Linked DNA regions of Homo sapiens: region 2 is linked to region 1. A link is a contact called in ENCODE Hi-C or POLR2A ChIA-PET data. All regions are on one chromosome and are shown on one strand. Each heading gives the region's core, a stretch centred on a gene start or an enhancer-like site at or near the end of the contact. The rest is flanking DNA. Distances are from core to core; before and after follow the strand shown.

Region 1 (6,551 bases), core at 1,331-3,830:
GAGGTATTTCGACATGGCAGATGCAGAAAAGGCAGACTCCCTAACCAGGGTTGCAAGCTGGCAGCAAATGAACCTGGACTTCGGCCTGGGCCCCGTGTGCCTTCTCCAACAAGTGATACTGTGTTTATCTTTTTATTTTTATTTATTTATTTATTTATTTATTTATTTATTTATTTATTTTTTGAGATGGAGTCTCGCTCTGTCACCCAGGCTGGAGTGAGTGGCGTGATCTCGGCTCACTGCAACCTCCGCCTCCCGGGTTCAAGTGATTCTCCTGCCTCAGCCTCCCGGGTAGCTGGGACTACAGGCGTGCATCACCTCACCTGGCTAACTGTGTATTTTTAGTAGAGACGGGGTTTCATCATCTTGGCCAGGCTGGTCTTGAACTCCTGACCTCAGGTGATCTGCCCGCCTTGGCCTCCCAAGGTCCTGGGACTACAGGTGTGCACCATCATGCCAAGCTAACTTTTTATTTTTTAAATTTTTAGTGGAAATGAGTTTTTGCTATGTTGCCCAAGCTGGTAATCCCACATTTAACCTAAATATCTAAAAAACTTATTTTTCCTTTTCTTTATTGGCTTCTGTCATTAGACTCAGTGCATATGAACAGAGCTTCTGAGTGTAGACAGCCTGAAAAGGGTAAAATAAAAGGAGCCAATTCGTACTTAAGCAGAAAAAAGACATAATAGAGAAAAAAATAAAATCATAAGAAAAAGGGAAAAAATAGCCAATTGATTGATAATAGAATGGGAAAGTTTCTAAGTATGGGAGGTGGGGGTAGGGGTGGAGCAGGGCGCTGGTGTTACAGCTCACTAGGAGATGAGGAGAGCTGGGTTTGCTTTGAGGCAATTCAGGTAGCTCTTCCTGGTTGGTGGAGACAGGGAAGGAACAGGCAGTCAAGGTTCTGCTTTTGTTCTGTCTCAGCCAGTGCCCATTCCAAGGCTCCTATTCCTCGAAAAAACTGACCTGCTGGGCACTCACTGCAAAGTATCCGCTATGAGTGGGGCCCCTACTAGCAACATACTTCTCCAGGCTGGCCTAGTTTACAGAACCCTCAATCCCAGCTAACAGGGCTTTCTTGAGTCAGGGCCTCTCTGCTACCACACCTCCTCCCACAACATTGTGTGATCCTTTCTGTTTAGGCTCCTTCCGTTTGGTACTGATTGCTGCTTTTATTAGCAAACATTACACCAAAATGAAAATAAATACAAGTGTCAGTGCGGGAAGGGAGTAAAGTGGGTTCTGTGTCTTCAGTACTGGCAAAAGATTTGCTGTGAGACCTGGTGGTCAACCCAGTACCTGATCTTCTCTGTGCACCTGTGCAATTATTGTAAGGATGTTTATCTGTCTGTCTTCTTCCCCCTCACAGGGCGGGCAGCTGTGGTCTTCCTTATACACCCTACTGACACAGGGCTAGGGCCATTCAGGAAGCAGTCATTTCAGGGATAGGCCCACTGCCGCGCCTGCCTGCTCATGTCCACAAGCAGCTGCCCAGCTGATCAATCACCACAATTTGGGGTTAGGAGTTTGGTCCTGGAAGGCAGGTAGCAACAACTACTACCTAGCCAAAGAATATTCTAAAGAGCTGTCCTGTCATGTTCAATGTCTAGGTCCACAATCCCGCAAGCTTAGCGAAGTAATGCTCTGTCATTCTTACCCCCATTTACAGATGGAGAAATGGGCTGGGAGATGACAGTATGGAGGCACCAGGATTTTTGTCTCGGCTCAATTTCTGCATCTCTAAATGGAAATAATTCTACTAACTCTGAGGGTTGTTGGGGGGATTTAATGAATATATGTGTTTACTTGTTTATCTCCTGTTTTCTGTTCTAGACTGTAAACCCCAATGGGCAGCGACTTTGGCTTGTTCACTGCTCTATTGTCAGAGCCTAGAACAAGTGCCTGGTACAAAGTAGGTGTTCAATAAATATCTATGCCTAAATGGAAGAGACAGGAGAGAAGTCTAGGCCAGAGCCTGCCCCTTCTATAACCTTAGTTCCCCAGATTTGCCTTCCACATCAGGCAGCCACTGGTTGATGGAAGCATCGTCGGGCTGGGGCTGGGGCTGGGGTAACCTACTTCTGGCCTTAGGACAAGGTCGGCAAAAATCTCAGCAGTGAGGAGGCCAGAAAAGTCTCCAAGGGGCAGGCTGCAATGCCAGCCTAAGCCCTCAGGTTTCCTTTTTCTTTTTCTACATCAGGAAAAGCACTTTTCTCGCCCTGCCTGCAGAGCGGGCCACCCCTAGCTGCAGGTGAGGGACGGGAGAGGAGCCTCCCACGTGCGGCCGTGCGAGGCCGAGGAACAGGAACGGCGTAGCTAGGAGACCAGGTCCCGGAGAAGGAGAGCTGGCCCCACTGGCAGAGAAAGGCGGGGAAGGGCGCGGAGGCGGAGCACTGGGCGGGTACCCGCTGGCGGCTCTCGCGCGGCGGCGCTGCTCCACCTTAAGCGACTGTACCCCCTTAAGGGCGGGCGCTCAAGCAGCGAGCCCCGGGGGCGGGGCCTCCAATGCAAATGAGGGGCGTGGGCAGGCGGGGCGGGGCGGGCGGGGCGCTGACCTGACGTCAGGCTCGCGGCCCGGGCAGTTGGCTCGGCGGCAGCGGAGCGGCCGGAGCTGCGGTGCGGACCGGGGCCGCGCGGCGTGGCGCGGGGAGCGGCGGCGGCGGCAGAGCCAGAGCAACATGGCGCCGGTGGGCGGGGGCGGGCGCCCGGTCGGCGGACCGGCCCGCGGGCGCCTCCTCCTGGCGGCGCCGGTGCTGCTGGTGCTGCTGTGGGCGCTGGGGGCCCGGGGCCAGGGCAGCCCCCAGCAGGGCACGATCGTGGGCATGAGGCTGGCGAGCTGCAACAAGTCGTGTGGGACGAACCCGGATGGCATCATCTTCGTGTCCGAGGGCAGCACCGTGAACCTGAGGCTGTACGGCTACAGCCTGGGCAACATCTCCAGCAACCTGATCTCCTTCACCGAGGTGGACGATGCCGAGACCCTCCACAAGTCCACCAGCTGCCTCGAGCTCACCAAGGACCTGGTCGTCCAGCAGCTGGTCAACGTGAGCCGCGGGAACACGTCCGGCGTGCTGGTGGTGCTCACCAAGTTCCTCCGGAGGAGCGAGAGCATGAAGCTGTATGCACTGTGCACCCGGGCCCAGCCCGACGGGCCCTGGCTGAAGTGGACGGACAAGGACTCACTGCTCTTCATGGTGGAGGAGCCTGGGAGGTTCCTGCCTCTCTGGCTGCACATTCTCCTAATTACGGTGCTGCTGGTGCTGTCGGGCATATTTTCTGGCCTCAACCTCGGGCTTATGGCCCTGGACCCCATGGAGCTGCGCATCGTGCAGAACTGTGGCACCGAGAAGGAGAGGCGCTATGCCCGCAAGATTGAGCCCATCCGGCGCAAGGGCAACTACCTTCTCTGCTCGTTGCTCCTAGGGAACGTGCTGGTCAACACCTCCCTCACAATCCTTCTAGACAACCTCATCGGGTCCGGCCTCATGGCGGTGGCCTCCTCCACCATTGGCATTGTCATCTTTGGGGAGATCCTACCTCAGGCCCTGTGCTCCCGACATGGGCTGGCTGTGGGTGCCAACACCATCCTTCTCACCAAATTCTTTATGCTACTCACCTTCCCCCTCAGTTTTCCCATTAGCAAGCTCCTGGACTTTTTTCTGGGCCAGGAGATTCGCACTGTTTACAACCGGGAGAAGCTGATGGAGATGTTGAAGGTGACGGAGCCCTATAATGACCTCGTGAAAGAGGAGCTCAATATGATCCAGGGTGCCCTGGAACTACGGACCAAAACTGTAGAGGATATCATGACCCAGCTCCAGGACTGCTTCATGATCCGCAGCGATGCCATCCTGGACTTCAACACCATGTCGGAGATAATGGAAAGCGGCTATACTCGCATCCCGGTGTTCGAAGACGAGCAGTCCAATATTGTAGATATTCTCTACGTCAAAGACTTGGCCTTTGTGGACCCCGATGACTGCACCCCCCTCAAGACTATCACTCGCTTCTATAACCACCCGGTGCACTTTGTCTTCCATGACACCAAGTTGGATGCCATGCTGGAGGAGTTCAAGAAGGGTAAGGCCAGATGTAGTTCCCCTGGTTCAATTTCCTCTTGACGCCTCTTTTCCCCTGGCGTGTTTTGTGTCTGCTGGCTTTAGTGTTCTGTTTGTGTGACTCTGTGTCCCTTTGCCTATCGCTTCCTATGCTTCTGAGGTGAACGATTTTGGAGCGGTAGACCCATTCTCAAGTGTCTGCCGTCTGCCAGGTAGTGTGCTGTGTGCTCCTGATGAATCAAAGCTGAATAAGACATACTCGCTCCCTTGGAGGGCTGGAGCAAGACCTCAGGGAGCTATTGAAGCAAGACAGAGTAAGACAGATGCCTGAAAAGAGGCCAGGGCGATGGAGATTTAGAGTATGGGGTGGAGTCAGGAAGGGGCTGGGAAATTGGGGAATCCACAGGGGAAGGAGCATTTGAGGAGAATCTTAAAAGGTAGAGAGGCTTGCTGCTTGAGGCAGAGGGAACCCCGCAAGCAGAGAACCGGAGTGGAGAAGCAAAAGTGTGCTTGTGGCCCAGCAGGTGGTCCTGTTTGGTGGGTATAGTGGCTCTGATGCTTAGTGGTCAATGGCTGGAGTAGTTTGGGGCCCGGTGGTGGACGCTAAGTTTGCTCCCAGCTTGGGAGCTACAGGTTTTTGAGCAGGGGAGTCATGTTACTGGAGGTGCTAGCCCACAGAAGCAGAATTGGGAGGTCTCTAATTGGCTCGCTTCTCAGAACAATGCCAAGTAGCGCTTTCGACTATTCAGCAGAAGCAAGCAGATTAAGTTTTGGTAATTGTGGCGCCAGCGTAAGCTTCCCTCCAGTGGTCTGCTGGAAATCTTCAGCTGCCTTGCACTGCCTTGTGTTTTTTTCTCACCTGGGTTCTTGGCCATTTCGCAGGTAGTTAGAGAGGCATTTGGAGGGTTTACTCATCAGCCTCAAAGCTCAAGGCACACACTCCTTTTCTTCCAGCAAAATTTTCCTCCCATCTCTGCCATTCAGAAACCCTCAAAGTGGCAGTAAACAAGCCAATTATGGAGTGGAACCCTCCCAGGCTGAAGGAAGTGAGGAGGCAGAAAGGGAAGCTCTTTTTTAAAGGAATGGGGGTGAGGGGCTCATCCTAAACTTGGGGACTTTGCTTTCTAAACATGCTCCCAGCCTTCATTCCCATAGGAGAGCTCCTACTGGCTGAGGCTGCTCAGGCCGACCTAGGGCTTGGAGGGACTTCGGAATCCTAGCAGGGAGTGAGCTGGCAGGTGTTTCTGTAACGGAGAGTGGAGGACAGCTTTGGAGTGGGATAGGGAGGAGCTGGCTTTGCCAGGTTTGGTCTGAAAAGATGCTGGGGTCAGGGCCAGGGTGGTGGGTTGGTACCCTCCTAAGTTCAACAGACTGAATCTTAGTATCGGAGCTGAGGACCACTTGAGTAAAGTAAGCCAGAGTCTGGGAGAGCCCCAGGGAAGGTGGCCTCCCTGCAGAGACTGGAGAGACAGACCCCTAGTGGTGAAGGCAGAGGCTGCGGTGGGGTGGGGGTGGGGGCGGCTTTGGGAGTGCAGACCCAGGAATCAGGTTTTCCCAGGTACCCGAGCCTGGGACAGAAAAGCAGTGAGGATCTGTGCCCCACCCCCACCCTAAGCCTTGGGACCTGAAGACTTCTCCTATTGCTTAGTTGGGAACCTGATTAGGACCCTCCAGGGCAACTTCCTCCTCACTGCCTCTGTGGTGTTTGGGACTATGGTTTGTGACACACCCAGTAGCACCTTCCCATCAGTTCATTTGGAATCTGGATCCAACCAGTATGGATTGGTCTGACCAGTCTCCCAGTCTTGATCAGCAGGGCTGAGCTCTCTTGGGTTGGAGCCTCCTGGGTCTTGAGAGGGCTGTCTTTGGGCTCTGTCTTGTCAAGTGCCCTTTCATTAAGTTGGGAAAACAGAGCTAGCATCTCTTAGGCCGTAGCAGAGCTCTGCTGAGCCAGAGTCCCCAGGTTCAGTTTACTCCGGGAAACTCTGCTTAACAGAGGCCAGTAGCCTGAGGCCAAGCCCTGGAGCAGTGCTGGTAAACCCAGGGAACTGCACACAGGCTGCCCAGCACAGCAGGCCGCCCTGGAGATGGTGATAGTCCCCCCTCTCTACCCACCCCCGACAAATGAACAGGCCCTGCGGCTTTATGCCATCACTTACTTCCCCATTCTCAGAGGTCTTGGAAAACCAGTTTTAACTCATTGCACACCGGGTTCCCTGCAGCGTGGCCTCTTCCAGACCTTCCAATCTGGCGTCCACCTTCTTAGTCTGAGATTACCCAGGACACAGCACACACCTAGTGTACATCTGCAATTTAAGAGTTTCTTGGCCAGGCGCGGTGGCTCATGCCTGTAATCCCAGCACTTTGGGAGGGCGAGGCGGACAGATCACGAGGTCAGGAGATTGAGACCATCCTGGCTAACATGGTGAAACCCCGTCTCTACTAAAAATACAAAAAATTATCCAGCCGTGGTGGCACATGCCTGTAGCCCCA
Region 2 (6,551 bases), core at 1,112-3,611, 1.7 Mb after region 1:
GCCACCATGCCTGGCTAATTTTTAATTTTTTTTTGTGGGTTTGGCTATGTTGCCTAGGCTGGTATTGAACTCCTGGGCTCAAGCAATCCACCTGCCTCAGCTTTTCAAAGTGCTGGGATTACTGGTGTGATCCACCATGTCCAGCCAACACACAGACATTTTATTTTTTATTTATTTTTAATTTTTAATTTTTTAAAATTTTTATTCAAGACAGAATCGTGCTCTGTTGCAATCTTGGCTCACTGCAACCTCCACCTCCCGGGTTCAAGCCATTCTCCTGCCTCAGCCTCCCAAGTGGCTGGGATTACAGGTGTGTGCCATCACATCCGGCTAATTTTTGTATTTTTAGTAGAAACGGGGTTTCACCATGTCGGCCAGGCTGGTCTTGAACTCCTGACCTCAGATGATCTGCCCGCCTCGGCCTCCGAAAGTGCTGGGATTACAGACGTGAGCCACCGCGCCCAGCCCACAGACATTTTAAACTAACCTGTAGCATCCTGAGTGAGGCTTGTCAAAGCTGCTTTTGACCCCAGTTTCAGGTACATTGGCTCTGTTGGGCTTTCCTCTGCCTGGCCTATCAAGCGGCCAACTCAAGCTGCAGGTGCAAGGGCAGATGGTTCTGCAGGGACCTTAATGACAGCCAGGCCCAGGAACACACAGTGCTTGTGTGGAAGTCTACATTTCAGCTGTGATGGTGTCTCGCTGAGGCTGGTTCTGGCCATGCCCTCCCAGCATTTCAGCTGTTCCAACCAAGGTGCTCTACATCTCAGAGGGAAGGCAACGGCCTGGGCAGCACGTTGCACGTACATTTTGGAGTCATGTTGGTTGGTGGTCTTCAGTTTCTGAATCTGTGATATGGCATGGTCATTCATCACAGGCGAGGTGATGCAAAGTTACCAACTGGGAGCACACCTGCCCCTTCTCATTCACTCACGCAGCAGGTAGTTTTCAGGCACAAAGGAATTGACTTGTGGAGCTGGCCCTGGGGTCTGTCTGTAGGAGAGCAGGAAGTAGTAGCCACCTGCGGAGGGCTCACAGGCATGTGCCTGCGAGACTGCTTACAAGCCCCTGTGCGGGATTTAGGGCAGACCAGAGCCATGAGCGTCCATGGTCAAGTGAAGGTCTGGTAGGTGTGAGCTGTTAGCCCTAGGGTCTGCTGCATGCGGTGCCAGGGGCTGAGGAATGCTGAGGCAGCTTTTCCTCCAGTCTCTGCTCGCTCCGTGCACAGCCCTTGTCTCCTGCCTGATAGTGGTCAGTAGTCAGTTGGCTTAGGGTACACGGTCTCCACCCAGTGAACCTGGCGCTGGCAGAAGCTTGTAGAAGAATGGGTGCAAAAAAGATATCTCAGAGGGCCTGCAGATGGCTGTTTTTAGGAAGTGAATAGGCTTCTTCTTTTTCTTCATTTTTTCTTTAAGATACTCTTGAGGTTTTGAGGCTCCACCCTGAGCTCTTTGTGGCTGAGGGCTGCTGTGGCTTGATGAAGGGGACAGTCTTCAAATCTTGCACAGGCTGGGGAAGGTTGGGACAGCACAGCCCTGAGTCTCGAACAAAATGGGGCAGAGGGGAGGGCAGGAGAGCCGTCAGATTCATGGGGCCACATCCTCGCAGCAACCCAGGGGAAGCTGAGGCCCCAGGGTCTGCATGATGGAGGCCGAGCACGACGGAGGAAGTGGAATTATTGCACATGGTGGGTTTCGACACTTGGGACTCGCTCCTCAAAGAGGAAAATCGAGAGTGGGGGTGCACAGAGCAAGGGCTGAAGAAACAAAAAGCAGGGGGTTTAGGGGAGAGATAAACCTCTTTGCATGAGTCAAGCTGAAAAGCAGTTTGGAAGGTCAAGTGCTAGCCAGTGTCTTTTTTTGCCTGCCCAGCCTCTTCTTCTGCCATGTCTGCCCTGACAGGGGCAGAGTTCTCAGTTCCCATGTCAGAACTCGGCACCAGCTTCTCTGTTGACAGTTGCAAGGCCTGTGGCTGAGAGAAGTACTTGTGCTGTGTTTCTGCAAGGTAAGATGGCCCTGATCACAGCTCATGATGCCTGAGATCAGGAGGGTCTGCTCCATGAGATATCAGCAGAGGCCATCCTGTGAAATATTTTAACTAATTGAACTGAATGTTGAAGACAAGGCCTGTGGCAGTGTTGTATTTATATGTGACAAGCCGAGAGTCCTTGGACAACCTTGGAAACTCCTTTTTAGGACAGAATCAACTGAGACGATACACACGAAGGAGCTTTTGTGAGCAGAGTACAGAGCTCGTTATTGCAGTACAAGGTTGTAGGTTTTCACACAGCTTTTGAGGATGGGTTGGTGGCCCAGGGAGGATGTCAGGAACTGTCCTTCACTAATGGGGATTCTCGAGTTCCTACCACGTGCCAGATAGCGTGCTGATTGCTTTGTATCCACTTCCCTTTTAATCCCTTGTATTAGCTTCCTGTGGTTGCTGTAACAAACTCGGTGGCTTAAAGCGAAAGGAACTTATTCTCTCACTGTTCTGGCCTCCAGAATCACTGGGCTGAATCAAGCTGTGGGCAAGGCCATGTTCCCTCCAGTAGCTTAGGGCGGAATCCATTCTGTGGCTGCTGGCTTGCCTCGGCTGCCGGCCCCTTCCTCATCTTCACACCAGCAGGGTAACATCTTCTCTCCGTGACTCCGCTTCTCTCTGCTTCTGTCACACGGCCCTCTCTTCTCTCCGAAATCTCCTGCCTTCATATAAGGACATTTGTGATGGCATTTGGGGCCTACCAGTGTAATCTAGGATAATCTCATCTCAAGATTCGAAACTTAATTGAGTCTGCAAATCCTTTGCTGTATAAGGTAACATTAATAGGTTCCAAGGATTTGAACGTGAACCTCTTTTGCAGGGGGCATTATTTGACCTGCCATACCTCACAGCAGCCTGATGAGGACCATACTGTCCCACATACAGTGGGCTTAATGAGGAAGCTGAGGCTTGGGGAGGCCTAGGGGTGGCCATGGTCCTTTCCTCTCCCAGACTCTGGGGTAGCTGACTCTGGGGTCATTTTGTCATGTTGCTGGGCACTCACTTGGTGAACAGATAATCCCCTGTCATTTTACTATGTTGTTACATGGGTTTGAAAAAAGAGTTTTTCAACTCTCTGGCTGAGCCCCTGTTCCTGTGAGGGCCTGTGGTTTTTCCTCCCGGCTCCACCCTGGTTTCGGCGCAGTACTTGAGCAGACGGTGGCTTGGGTCTCACTCTAGCGCCCTCCCCCTTCCTCTCTGGCTGTGTGCCCAGGCTGGCCCTGCCCACCTTGCTCAGTCTCTGCTCCATCTGCCACAAGTCTCACTCCAGCCCTCCCCCCAGTAGCTTAGGAAGGGACCTTCTTGTTACGTTTTTTGTTTTGTTTTGTTTTTTGTTTTTTTGTTTTTTTGAGATGGAGTCTCACTCTGTTGCCCAGGCTGGAATGCAGTGGCGTGATCTCTGCTCACTGCAACCTCTGTCTCCTGGATTCAAGCGATTCTCCTGCCTCAGCCTCTTGAGTAGCTGGGACTACAGGCGTACGCCACCATGCACAGCTAATTTTTGTATTTTTAATAGAGATGGGGTTTCACCATGTTGGCCAGGTTGGTCTTGAACTCTTGACCTCAAGCAATCTGCCCGCCTTGGCCTTCCAAAGTGCTGGGATTACAGGCGTGAGCCACCGTGCCCGGCCTTGTTATGTTTTTTAAGCTAACCCTGTAGAGCACTCACTGTGCACCAGCACCTGTTGGCTCAAGGGGGTGACAGACATTCCCTATCACAGATTACAATGAGTCACCGGCATTTTTGGAATTTCACTAAGCGTCGTTGCTGTGCTGTGCCTCAGCATGCAGCACTTCATTTAATCCTCTGGACACCTTGAATGATAAGTGTCTGTCATCCCATTTTACCCGTGAGAGAATTGCGGCTCAGAGAAGTTGTCACCCAGCTGGTTGGTGGCAGAGGTTTCAGAGGTCTTTCTGTGCATAAAACCCTCACTTATGGTTATGCCAGGTAGGCCTTGGAGGGGATAGACCCATCGCCAAACTCACAGGAGAGAGAGGAGGGCACTCACAGGTGATGATGTCTATCTGTCTTCTTTCTGGTGGGGACCCAGAGTTTTATTTCCATCTCGTTTTCTTTATGAATGCTTGTCTCACACTTATGTATTTTTTGGGCAGTCCCTGAATAACTACACCAGGCTTCTGAATGCCGAGTTTCTTAGAGTAGCCGGGAAAGGGCCTTTTTCTTTTCCTCTTGGATGTTCTCTTAGTCTGTTTTGTGCTGCTATAAAAGAATACCTGAGGCTGGGTAGTTTTTAAAGAAAAGAGGTTTACTTGGCTCACAATTCTGATGGCTGGAAGGTTCAAGACTGGACATCTGCATCTGGTGAGGCCTCAGGCTGCTTCTACTCGTGGTGGAAGGTGAAGGGGAGCTGTCGTGTGCTGAGCTCACATGGCGAGAGAGGAAGGAAGGGAGCGGGTGGTGGTGGTGGTGTCCCAGGCTCTTTTCACAGCCAGCTCTTGTGGGAACCAACGGAGTGAGAACTCACGCACCCTCAAAGCGGGGGGTGGTTGGGGGAGGGCATTAATGTATACATGAGGGATCTGCCCCCATGACCCAAATACTTCCCATTAGGCCCCACTTCTGACATTCGGGATTAAATTTCAGTGTGGAGTTTGGAGGGGACAAACATTGTCCTCTTGTGCCTGTGCCACACTTGCCCCTCCGTCCCCCTCATCTGCTGATGATTCATCACACTGTTAACTTGGTCTCTACATCTGTTTAAACGCTTTCTCCTTTCCCCTATTATGTTGCTGTTAAGACTGTGAAGCTGTCAGCAATGTTAGCGACACCGTCCACATGTGGGGACAACAGGTCCAGTGAACCTAGCATCATCAGTGTCCTTTGCCCTTGGAACTGAGTGGAAATTATCTTCTCAGCCTCCATGGATTTAACTTCTGTGTTCTTGATGTGAAGCTTCTTTTCCTTAAGTTAGAGTTTTTGCATATACATCCCACACATACACTTGCATTTGATTTTCTTGTCTGTATATGCACACACAACACACACTTGATTTTCTTGCACCATAATAACGTTTTTCTGATTTTAAATTAGAAAAGGACAAATGAGTTGAATAGTTATCTATTAGTTATAGATAATTATCTATTATCTAATTATTATCTAGTTCTCTATTTAATAGTTATCTATTAGTTATTAACTGTCTAATAGTTATTTATTTCTTGGGAACTTAAGTACCAACTTAGTGGTAATTTTACATGAAATGAAATGTTCTCTGGGTTCCAGATAACTTATAAATGGGCTTTTAGAGTACAGCCTGTTGGTTGAACAGGCCGTAAGTTCAGCCTCATCTTTGTCGAGTTCCACAACTAAGTTTTACAATTATTTATGAATGATAGTGCTTAGCATACTTTCCAACTCAGTGAGACCATGAACTAATTGAATTTGTAATAACCCTGAGTAAATCTTAGTGGACTAATAGTAAAACTTTGAGGTTTTACAGTAAGAAAGTGAGATCCTTAGATATACCAATTTTAATGTCTCAGTAAAGAAAACAATTTTATTGATTGATTGATTGATTGAGACAGGGTCTTGCTCTGTTGTCTAGTCTGGAGTACAGCCATGTAATCATAGCTCATTGCAGCCTTGAACTCCTGGACTTAAGTGATCCTCCCACCTCAGGGTTCTGAGTAGTTGGGAGTACAGAAATGCCTTACCATGCCTAAATTTTATTTTTTATTTTTTTGTAGGGATGGGGGTCTTGCTTTGTTACCCAGGGTGGTCTTGAACCCCTGGCCTCAAATGATCCTCTCACCTTGACCTCCCAAAGCGCTAGGATTTCAGGTATGAGCCACCATGTATGGCTGAAAACAGAAAATTTATAAGGTGCCACTAGGGGAGGGTAATAAAGGAAGGAAGGGGAATGAAATCCAAACCAAAATAAATGCTGTTTAGTGTGTGGCTGGTGGGTCGCATTTCTCATTCTAAGAACTGTGGCATTTCTTTTTGATGGTTCTGTTGATCCTGAAACCAGTGAGACTGCAGTTTGTGAAGGATGATGATAGAAGTCGATAACTCCTCATGGTTCATTGCTGGACCATGAGTTTAGCTGTAACTAGATGCAAAGCTCATGGCTGAGATTGAGAGCCAGAGAGACCCAAAGTCTCTACATCACGCCCACACTGGTACTTCCAGCCTAGGAGGCGTGGTGAATGCCTCCCACAGTGGTTGCTGAGATGGCTTTGAGCAGAGCAGAGATGAGTCAACCATGGCAGGATAAAGTGAACAGCTGGGAAAAGGGGTTTTGGGGGCTGGGGGTAAGGGGAACTGGAATAGTGTTGCAATTTTCCCCATCCTGGCTGTACCTTACCATCACCTAGGGGCTTTTGAAAAACATGGCAGCCTGCCCTCCACCCATGCTGTGCTAATTAGTGTAATCCTGGGTGGGGCCAGCATGACATTTGCCACCTTTCCCATGAGGTGATTTGGAGGTACAGCTGGGGTGGAGAGCAGTGGGCCTTAGAGGTTTAGAACCCAGCCTCCTGGCTGGGCA

What was found. Hi-C counts contacts between places; a loop is a spot of excess contacts on that map. ChIA-PET counts read pairs that join two places held with the same protein, here RNA polymerase II (POLR2A). Pooled maps may share reads with other maps.
Region 2: a pooled map shows a loop between it and region 1 (2.9-fold over the local background). The contact joins the enhancer-like site here to the promoter of CNNM4 in region 1. A Hi-C loop is called at or near these places in 1 of 37 single-sample maps with no recorded cell type and 3 of 50 pooled maps. POLR2A ChIA-PET finds 5 or more read pairs at or near these places in 1 of 52 experiments (Panc1).

What each region holds. Positions count from the first base shown.
Region 1 is chr2:96,758,322-96,764,872 of GRCh38, forward strand. CNNM4 (cyclin and CBS domain divalent metal cation transport mediator 4) reads left to right here and starts at 2,581. Exons shown (of 7, transcript NM_020184.4): 1 at 2,581-4,080. The coding sequence starts at 2,679. RefSeq lists enhancers at 2,019-2,068, 2,628-3,217, 3,089-3,338, 3,218-3,806, 5,877-5,926 and 1 more and silencers at 2,399-2,818, 2,942-3,125, 5,497-5,546.
Region 2 is chr2:98,462,675-98,469,225 of GRCh38, forward strand. All of the region lies in intron 1 of INPP4A (inositol polyphosphate-4-phosphatase type I A), which reads left to right. Among named protein-coding and RNA genes, the nearest start is that of INPP4A, 21 kb to the left of the region's middle. RefSeq lists enhancers at 620-1,135, 1,322-1,371, 2,622-2,761, 2,772-3,081, 3,180-3,744 and a silencer at 6,116-6,245. Within about 2 kb of position 2,362, at least 25 of the 41 ENCODE cell types and tissues checked have a DNase peak (open chromatin) inside an H3K27ac peak, as active enhancers do.